Regions from separate parts of the Homo sapiens genome. Here region 2 is linked to region 1. Evidence: chromatin contacts called from ENCODE Hi-C or POLR2A ChIA-PET data. All regions are on one chromosome and are shown on one strand. Each heading gives the region's core, a stretch centred on a gene start or an enhancer-like site at or near the end of the contact. The rest is flanking DNA. Distances are from core to core; before and after follow the strand shown.

Evidence for each region. A loop is a pair of places that touch in the nucleus more often than their neighbours do. ChIA-PET counts read pairs that join two places held with the same protein, here RNA polymerase II (POLR2A). Pooled maps may share reads with other maps.
Region 2: a map of PC-9 shows a loop between it and region 1 (4-fold over the local background). The contact joins two enhancer-like sites. A Hi-C loop is called at or near these places in 3 of 168 maps with a recorded cell type or tissue (PC-3, PC-9 and dorsolateral prefrontal cortex) and 1 of 50 pooled maps. POLR2A ChIA-PET finds 5 or more read pairs at or near these places in 3 of 52 experiments (HEK293, HEK293T and activated naive CD4-positive, alpha-beta T cell).

Annotation. Positions count from the first base shown.
Region 1 is chr3:49,601,595-49,606,611 of GRCh38, reverse strand. The region is part of intron 1 of BSN (bassoon presynaptic cytomatrix protein); the gene reads right to left. Among named protein-coding and RNA genes, the nearest start is that of BSN, 50 kb to the right of the region's middle. Within about 2 kb of position 3,356, at least 4 of the 41 ENCODE cell types and tissues checked have a DNase peak (open chromatin) inside an H3K27ac peak, as active enhancers do.
Region 2 is chr3:49,637,295-49,642,460 of GRCh38, reverse strand. BSN (bassoon presynaptic cytomatrix protein) reads right to left here. Exons shown (of 12, transcript NM_003458.4): 3 at 1-193. Among named protein-coding and RNA genes, the nearest start is that of APEH, 34 kb to the left of the region's middle. RefSeq lists enhancers at 3,270-3,769, 3,770-4,271. Within about 2 kb of position 3,865, at least 3 of the 41 ENCODE cell types and tissues checked have a DNase peak (open chromatin) inside an H3K27ac peak, as active enhancers do.

The DNA.
Region 1 (5,017 bases), core at 2,107-4,606:
TCCTCACTGGGAGCTTCACGGTCCCTGGCACTGGGCTGCACTGCAGATGCTGGCTACCTCGTAGTGAGCAAGGCACACAAGGCCACTCAATTCATAGGACTTGCCTTATGGTGCAGGATATAAGCAAAGATCAAGAAGACAAATAGGTAAGTCCAATTCATTCAGAGTATGATAGGTGCTTAGAAGAACAATATGAATGAGAAAGGAGAGAAACTACCCTGGTGGGTCAGGGGGCACTTCTGAAAAGGAGACACCAGAGCAGAGTCATGCCAAAAATATATATATATTTTTAATATATATTATATATATTTTTAATATATATAATATATATTTTTAATATATATTATATATATTTTATATATAATATATACATATATAATATATGTATATATAATATATACATATATAATATATGTATATATAATATATATACATATATAATATATGTATATATAATATATACATATATAATATATGTATATATAATATATACGTATATATTATATATTATATGTTATATATAAAAAATTATATATTTTTATATAATATATTTATAATTATATATAATATAATATATTATGTATATAAATATATATTTCTATGTATATATAAATATATATTTTTTATTTATATAAATACATATATTTTATTATATATTTATATATATTTATATATAAATAGATTTTATATCTATTTATATCTATTTATATAGACATAAATATATTTATATCTATATATAAATAGATATAAATATATTATATATAAATATATATATTTATATCTATTTATACAAAATATATTTATATATATAAATATATTTATATATTATATATTATATATATTTTTATATATATTTATATATTATATATATTTATATATTATATACATTTATATGTTATATATTTTATATATATTATATATAATATATATTACATATATGTAATATATATTATATATAATATATATTACATATATGTAATATATATTATATTTATATATAATATATAATATATATTATATATAAATATATAATATATATAATATATAATATATATTATATAAAATATATATAATATATATTATATATTATATATATATTATATAATATATATTATATATAATATATATTATATAATATATATTATATATAATATATATTATATAATATATATAATATATATTATATATAAATATAAAATATAAATTATATAAATATATAAAATATATATTTATATATTAAATATATATTTATAAATATATATTTATATATTATATATATTTATAAATATATATATATAATATAATATATAATATATAAAATATATATGTATATATATGTATATATATATTTTTTTGAGACAGAGTTTCGCTCTTGTTGCCCAGGCTGGAGTGCAATGGCATGGTCTCCACTGCAACCTCCACCTCCCAGGTTCAAGCAATTCTCCTGCCTCAGCCTCCCAAGTAGCTATGATTACAGGCACCCACCACCATGTCTGGCTAATTTTTGTATTTTTAGTAGAGATGGGGTTTCACCATGTTGGCCAAGCTGGTCTCAAACTCCTGACCTCAGGTGATCTGCCCACCTCAGCCTCCCAAAGTGCTGGGATTACAGGCGTGAGCTACCGCGCCCAGCCTGCAAATATTAATATATTGGGAGAGGCCATGCCAAGGCCCTGGGAAGGACATCCCAGAGGAAGAAATGACAGGGTCTTAGGCTTTGAGGCGGGGTTGTGGATTGCAGGTAGGGAGCAGCAAGCACGCCAGTGTGGCTGAAGGGGTGTAGTCAGGGGAAATATGGGGAGGGGTGGGGGATGTAGGTGTGGGAGGCCTGGGAAATGGGAGCAGACTGTGTTCCTGGACCCATTCTGAAACCTCAGCATCTTGTCCAGTGCTCAAATGTATGTCCCTGCTCCAGCTGTCCACCAGGCTGTTGCAGTACTCAAGAATCTATGCATCATTCACACTAGCCAAAAGGTGAAAGCAACCATGTCCACTGATAGATGAATGGGTAAAAAAAGTGTGTTATATATATGCAATGGAGTATTATTCGACCCTTAAAAGGAAGGAAATTCTGATACATGCTACAATATGGATGAACCTTCAAGAAACGATAAGTGAAATTTGCCAGTCACAAAAGGACAAATACTGTAGAATTCCACTTACACGAGGTACCTAGAATTGTCAAATTCATAGAGATAGAAACTAAAACAGTAGTTATCATGAGCTGGGGGAAAATGGGGAGTTACTACTGTTCAATGGGTACAGAGTTTCTGTTTGGGATGATGAAAAAGTTCTGGAGATGGATGGTGGTGATGGCTAAACAACAATGTGAATGTATCTAATACCACTGAACTGTACACCTAAAAATGGTTAAAATGACACATTTTGAGCTGGGCACAGTGGCATGTACCTGTAGTCCCAGCTACTCAGGAGGCTGAGGCAGGAGGATCACTTGAGCCCAGGAGTTGAAGGCCAACCTGGGTAACATAGTGAGACCCCATCTCTTTAGAAGAAAAAAAAAAGGTACATTTTATGTGACATATATTTTACCACAATAAATAAAACAAAACAAGATAAAACAAAAGCAATGAAGTACTGATACATGCATACTACAATGTGGATGAACCTTAAAAACATTAGGCCAAGTAAGAGAAGCCAGGCACAAAAGGATACCTATTTTATGATTCCATTTATATGAACTATCCAAAATAGATAAATCCATAGAGACAGAAAGCAGACTAGTGGTTAGAAGGGGAGGGGAAAATGGGGAGCAACTGCTTAATGAGTGTGGGGTTTTCTTTTGGGGTGGCAAAAATGGTTTGGAACTAGATAGAGGTGATGGTTGCATAATATTGTGAATGCATTAAATACCACTGGATTGTTCACTTTAAATTGGTTAATTTTATATGATGTGAATTCACAGAGAAAGAGAGAATCCCCGTGTAAGATCAGAGAACCCTTCTAATGGACTGCAGAGATCCTCACCTTGTTCCTACCATGAGGTAGGCTTCACCTAACACACCCACAAACCTGCAGACCTTCATCCTCTTCCTGACCCATAGGGTCTACTCAGCACTCCTCATACATGAGGGCCCTCTTAGACAAAGCTCCAGTCATTTGCTCATTCAATAATCATGGTATAATCTAACAGGCCTACACTGCCTAGGGTGGCAACCTCAGCAGGCAACTCCTAAGATACACCCTAAGAAGTCAGGAACCAAAGAAGGAATTGGGCAAGGCTGGTGACATCTGCTCACCACCACTTCAACTGGCCCCATAGGAGGAACAGTTTACCTAGGTTCCACAGTAGCCAGGTAGCAACCACCAACAAGAGGTGGGTGAGTCACAGAGGCAAGCACACTTCCTGTGACAGCTCAGAGGCTTTCCCCAGGCCTAGCGCAAAGCAGGAAGGCATCAGGGTGGGACCTGCGGCCCTCAAGTTTCCAGGCTGGTTGTCCTTGAGGGGCCAGCAGTGGAGGGGCATGACTTGAGGGGCCCAGCCCTGGCCACAGATGTGGAAGACCAGGCCCCAGCTGCCCAGTGAGAGGCAGGTATGGCCAAGTGGGTCAGGCTGAATCTGCTGGCCAAGCATGAAGTGCCAGGAGCAACACTGCAGGGAGCTGCGTGGGATGTCAGCATCTTCCGTGCCATGCCCTGACTCACAGCACACCTCTCCCTTCACTCTGCCCATGAGCGTGATCTGAAGAAGGGGCAGAGTGTGCAGAAGAGAGGAGGCCAGACTATGGGAGAAGATCAGAAACTGGTCGTTTCTTAGCATGCGACAGACATTTTACACCCATCAGTTAATCATCCTCATAACAGCACTGCACTGGAGGTCTAGACGAGGAAATTGAGATTTAAAGAGAGGGCCAGCTGCAGTGGCTCACGCCTGTAATCCCAGCACTTTGGGAGGCCAAGCGGATGGATCACTTGAGGTCAGAAGTTCAAGACCAGCCTGGCCAACATGGTGAAACCCCATCTCTACTAAAAATACAAAAATTAGCTGGGCGTGGTGGTGTGTGCCTGTAATCCCAGCTTTTCATGAGGCTGAGGCAAGAGAATCACTTGAACCCAGGAGGCGGAGGTTGCAGTGAGCCAAGACAGTGTCATTGCACTCCAGCCTGGGAGACAGAGTGAGACTCTGGCTAAAAAAAAAAAAAAAAAAATTTAAAGAGAGGAAGTGACACATATAAGGCAGAGCAAGGCAGAGCAAGGATTGGTACCTAGGTCTCTCCTTCCCCCAGCTGGTGCCCTTTCCCTTGTATTGTTTCATGCTCCATGACCCTTCCTGACCTGAGGCACTGCCAGTTGCCCTGGGGCGAATTCAGTCAGAATGAGTTGTCCTGCTGCCCCAGGGACACAGAGGAGAGCATCAGAGCACAGCAGGTCAAGAGGACCTGAGGAAATCACCCTGCAATGGATGTTCCTCTTTCTGATCCAAGGGGCAAACTCAAGGGCACTCCAAGGAAAGAGCTGGTGGAGTTCAGTGGATGAGGAGCCCTTGGCTCCAGCCCCTACCCCAACTCACCCAAACACAGTAGGCTAATTAAAGGGGTCCCAAGTAGAGAGGCTCTCAGGAAACAGGGCCCACTTTCCCACATCTCTACTAGGGCAAGGCTTGTGTCAGACAGGCAGGGCCAGTGATGGTGAGCTCAGGGAACACCAAGTTCTCCTGCTTCTCTTATAGCTCAGTCATAGAACAGAACTGGGGACCACGCAAAAGCAACAGATGGAGTCCTCTCTATTTCAGCCAAATGCTGTGACTCATTTAAACAAATCCTACAGTTTTCAGAAATCTAATAACTACCTCCTTTTGAAAAATAAAAGAATAAATACTTCAGAAGCAAACCATGCTAGTGATACATACAAAAACTGGAAAACTGTTCTGGTGTCATTCTGAGACTGGATATAAACCAGGTTACACTCAAAATCAGCCTTCACTCTGAAAGCGACACCATGGAGCAGCTTCAGTAAGAATGACGGCCTCCAGAGAAATCAGCTCCTGGTCCTCCCACCC
Region 2 (5,166 bases), core at 2,616-5,115, 35 kb before region 1:
ACCCAGGCTGTGGTCCTCCTGGGCCCCGAGATCTCTCTTGGTCTGGCTTCCCCAGGGGCTGTTTGGCCGGGGAGTGGGCAGGAGACAGGGCTGGGGAGTGCAGCTGCTGCTGGCTCTTGGAGCGAGGTGCAGTGGTCATGTCCATTCCCAGAGCCCTCTGCATCTGACAGTTCAGACAGAGCCACTCCTTCACCTGAGGAGAAAAGCAAAATAGTCAGCAGGGTGGCCAGGATTGGCAGTACTCATGGCCCAGGTCAGTGCAGGCCCCACAGCAGCCAAGGCCACTCCTAGCACAGGCAGGAGCACCAAGCCCTGCTCAGGCATTTCTGGGCTGCCAGGTGGCAGGGCTGAAGGACAGATGGCACTCCCCTGCCCTCTAGGAGTTGCCAGGCATGTGAGGCAGTGGAGGCAGTCCCATCCCCCACCCCACCCCAACCACCAACTCACTGCCTGCCAGACCCTCCTGCTTGAGAGTCCTCCCCGCCACCCCCTGGCAGTGCCTCAGATCTGTGCACCCCAACCTCCCGCTCGGATGAACCCAGTAGCCTTCCCCTGCTTCCCACTTCAGGCCATTTGCACATAGCAGCCAGACTGATCTTTTAAAACCTAACCCAAGAGGAAAGGCATGGCCCTAGAGCAGTGCTTATATGCAATGGGTATTCAGTAAAAACTCACATAATGAATAAATAAGTGAAGAGTAATACGTGGGAGAAGGAGGCATAGAGAATAAAAAGAAACCATGATTCCTATCCTGAAGAAGCTTAGAGTCTAGCTGAAGAAACAAGATACTACAGAATGAAAAATCTTGAGAACAAAATAAGCGAGGGTAAAGTAATGCAATGTAAGTGACTGATGTTAAGTAGAATTTTTTAAAGCCTTTTTTTTTCCCTTAAGGAAGATAGCTTTTTAAAGAAGTGGGATAATTCATGCCTCCAGAGCAAACGAGACATGTGCCGCTATCCATGTGATAAACACATAGTTTCCCTCTGCCATTAGCCCTGTGCAGGGATGGGCACGTGACCTGGCAAACAGAGTCGGTTAGAGCCCTCCACGTTATCTGGTAATGAACAACAGGAGAGAGGGTCTTTATTCGTTTTCCTTTGGATTACTAATCAGAAGGATGTAGCTTTGCAGCAGCAGTAGTCTTCTTTCCCAACATACAGAGAGATGCTAAGAATGATGTCCATAGATGGTAGGAGTCAACGAAAGGAGAAAGGAGTAGATCTGATGACTTCATTCCATTCCCTGGATCTGGCTATGCCCCAAGTCTACCCTTGGACTTCCAGTTACATGACCCAATAATTTTTCTCCAAAAACCCACATGTAAATCAGAGCATCTCACCAATAGGATCAAACACTCTAAGTGGATTTCCACCACACCTTGGGAACTCTTCAGCACAACTCTGTGACCCAACCCAGCCCCACCCCAGCCTCCCCCTCTCTCTGGTCTCTTTTCCTGCCATCTCCCCTTGGCTGTTTCACTGCAGACACTCTAGGCTGTCTGCTCTGCCAAGTGGTCCCCTGAGCTCATTTCTGTACCAGGGCCTTTGTACTCCTTATTCCCTCTGCCCCCTGGCCCAGCTTGTTGTACAGATTTCAGATGAGGTAACACTTTCCCACCAGGACCTCCTCTGGCCACACAATCTAAAATGCTCTCCTTTGGCCAGGTGCGGTGGCTCACACCTGTAATCCAGGCACTTTGGGAGGCAGAGGCAGGAGGATCATTTGAGGTCAGGAGTTCGAGACCTGCCTGACCAACATGGTGAAACCCCATCTCTACTGAAAATAGTAAGAATTGGCCAGGTGTGGTGGCGAACGCCTGTAATCTCAGCTACTTGGGAGGCTGAGGCAGGAGAATTGCTTGAACCCAGGAGGCGGAGGTTGCAGTAAGCCAAGACTGTGCCGCTGCACTCCAGCCTGGGCAACAGAGTGAGACTCCATCTCAAAATAATTAAATAAATAAATAAAAATAAAACACCCTCCGGGTACTCTGTGTCAAATCACCCAGCTTATTTTCTCCATAGTGCTTATTCTTTCCCAAAGTGTCTACTGATTTGTTGTTTACAAGGTGTCTTCTGTGCCCCAAAGCAGCCCATGAGCTCTCGTTGATAGGGTGTTCTCAGGGCTGCACACAACATGTGGTACAGAGCAGGGCTCATCCCAGAGGGGCTTGCTTCATTCATCCTGGCAATTTGGTCATGCAGGTCATAGCTCAACAAGGTGGAAGCCCCGAGATTTGGTGCCTCAATGAAGAGTCTCCTCCTCATCAACCAGAGCTGAGGCTGGAGGCCAAGGTTGTTCTCTGTCTGTGGTTGCAGCCAGAGGTTCTAAATGCACCCTATTGGCCACCCAGTCATCACCAGGGGAAGGTGCCGTCTCATCTCTGGGGCAGAAGGCCCCTTTTATTTACCCACACGTGGCTCCAGCCCTGCTCTCTGCCTTGAGGCCCCAGGGCTACTGCTACAGGTTGACTTGCCAGTTGGGGGACCTGGGCTCAGGTGCCTTATCCCAGCAACCCAAGGGCAGCAGCCAAGAAGAGGGAGAACACTGCACTTTGGCAAGCACCCCCTTGTGCCAAGCACCACATAGGGCATGTTCACAGGCATTCTCTCATTTTGTCCTCACAGGAGAGAAAACCAAGATCTGAGATGTTTTAGCAATGTGTTCTCAATGGTTCCCTGGCTAGGAAGTGTTGCTGCTGGCAAGATCAGCCCTGACAGCTCTGCGTAGCTCCTAAACCACAGCCTGGACAGCCTGGAGCCTGGTGCCTTCTGTAGTCCTGCCTCTTCCAAAGGCCAAGTCAGGCTCTAGAAGTCAGCACTGCAAACCCTGGCAGAGCCCCCCAAAGGCCAATCCCAGTTCTAGAAACTCTAAGAACAGTGATGCCGAGGCAGTGAGGTGAGAAGCCATCCCACTAGCTGGGAACAATTAACCCACCCAAATGCTTTTTAAGAAGCAAGGCAGGCCGTGCACCGTGGCTCACGCCTGTAATCCCAGCACTTTGAGAGGCAGAGGCGGGCGGATCATGAGGTCAGGAGATCGAGACCATCCTGGCTAACATGGTGAAACCCCGTCTCTACTAAAAATAGAAAAAATTAGCCGGGTGTGGTGGCACATGCCTGTAGTCCCAGCTACTTGGGAGGCTGAGACAGGAGAATCGCTTGAACCTGGGAGGCAGAGGTTGTAGTGAGCCGAGATCATGCCACTGCACTCCAGCCTGGGCAACAGAGCGAGACTCTGTCTCAAAAAAAAAAAAAAAAAGAAAAAGAAAGAAAGAAGCAAGGCAGCTTTGTCTATGTTTGGGTAGAGAAAGCCAGAGAGAAAACAATTTCAGTCCCTGAACCCAGTCTAAAGACCTCTTTAGAAAGGTCATTCTTGGGAGGGAGGGGCTTATTCCCATCAAAGTGAGAGTTCCCCAGAGCAGGCCATTTCTACTCATCCAGAGAGGGACCCTGGAAGGGGATTACTCCTCAGAGGGGAAGCTCAGCCTCTGGCCCAGGGTGGCAGCCACAAATTCAGTTCTTCCCGTGGGTGCCCAGCCCACACCCAACGTCCCATCTCTCTCATTCACCTGGGCACTGCAGCATGCCCTGAGGTGAGACTTCTTCCTGGGAAAGGGAATTTAGGAGGTAAGGCTTCTTATCCTGCAACTTTGGGGTGACTGTCCCTGGGGTTCTGAATCAGGCTGAACAAAGGCACGTGCCAAACCGCCTGCACTCACCGCCAGAACTTTCCTTTCCCCAGCCCCTGTCATCCAGGCTGTGGCACAGGCATCTCACCTAAAATAGAACTTCTCCAAGAAAAGGCTGAAACGCCCCTCAGTGACTCATCGCCCAGATGGGTGCAGCTATTTCTATCCAGCCTCTTCCAGACGGTAAGGAACCTTGACCGCACCCTCCCCACAGCCCCTCCCAGGCTCAGGCCCAGCATGCAAGGCCTCCTAAGGAGGACACTGGCTGAGGGAGCTCTCTGAGGCCAGCAATACATCCCCCTCTCTGCCTCCCCGACAGATCCCCAGCAGTTTCCTGGGAGGAGCCCAACCTCAGTCTCTTCCTCCATACTGCAAGGCCCCTATCCCCACACTCAGGGGGATGGAGGCTGTCCACGGGGTAGGGAGAGAGATGATGGCTGTGCACCCCAACCCACCCGCCCACCCAGCCTGGGTATACATGAATAGTTCTGTGGCAGACTCCACTGGCCTGAGTGCCAGTACAGTTAGAGCCTTCCTTAGCTGCACACAGTGATGCCTCCTCATCAAGAGGTTGAACCCAGAAGGCTCCCTGTGGCTCCTAGGCCCTCTCCAAGCTGGCTCTCCATCAGAATCAGAGGGACTATCCTTTTACCAGTGTGACAAGAAGCCTCAGCTAGGGTTCTGCTGTCTAATACCTCCAAGATCCTGATCTGGCACATGGGCAGGAGATGTGCAGGCTACCAGCCACGAGCCTCGTGTCTCAGGAGCCTTCCTGGGGCTACCCTAAGGTGGACAGCTCTGTCAGACATTAGCTTTGAATGAGCTGACTCTTCTTGCTAGCAAGGAAGCCCATCTTGCCATCTCCAAGGACTGGTAGGGACCTCCATGGAAGCCCGTGCACCCCGACCCAGTGGGGGCCTAAGTGGCAGTAAGGATGGGAAGGCTCAGTGCAGTACAAGGTCAAGAGGTGGTTTAAGAGGTGGGGGAAGCAGAAGCTGCAGGAAGCCTTCCTACAGGCTTTGCAGGGAGCCACTGCCACCTGTCTGCTAGGGACTTGGAAACATAGGACCCTGTGGGCTCTGTAGCTCTGAGAGGACTTTCTCCCTGAGAAGAGTCTTTTTTAGCTGCTTCCTTACTCAAACTATTCAGTGTGCAGAAGGGCAGCTAAGGTGGCACTGGCCAAGGATCCAGAGGCTTGGGGCCCAAGCTGGAGGCTGTATGAACTCTAAGTTGAATGAGCAGCTGTGATCTGTCTGCAATGGTCACTCCCTGGTAATTCCTCCACTGGGCTCTGGAGCAAGGAGGGCAGTTCTGGGAAGAGCTTCTACATCTTCCCTGCAGGAACACTGGCTGCACAGAGTGTCTCAGCCCTCAAGGGTGGGACTCAGCCTTGCTTGCCATATCTGGCCCCAAAGGATGCTCACAGGGTGGAGTCTACCTCACGGTCACCTCCATGGCTGTCAGGAAGCTCTGAG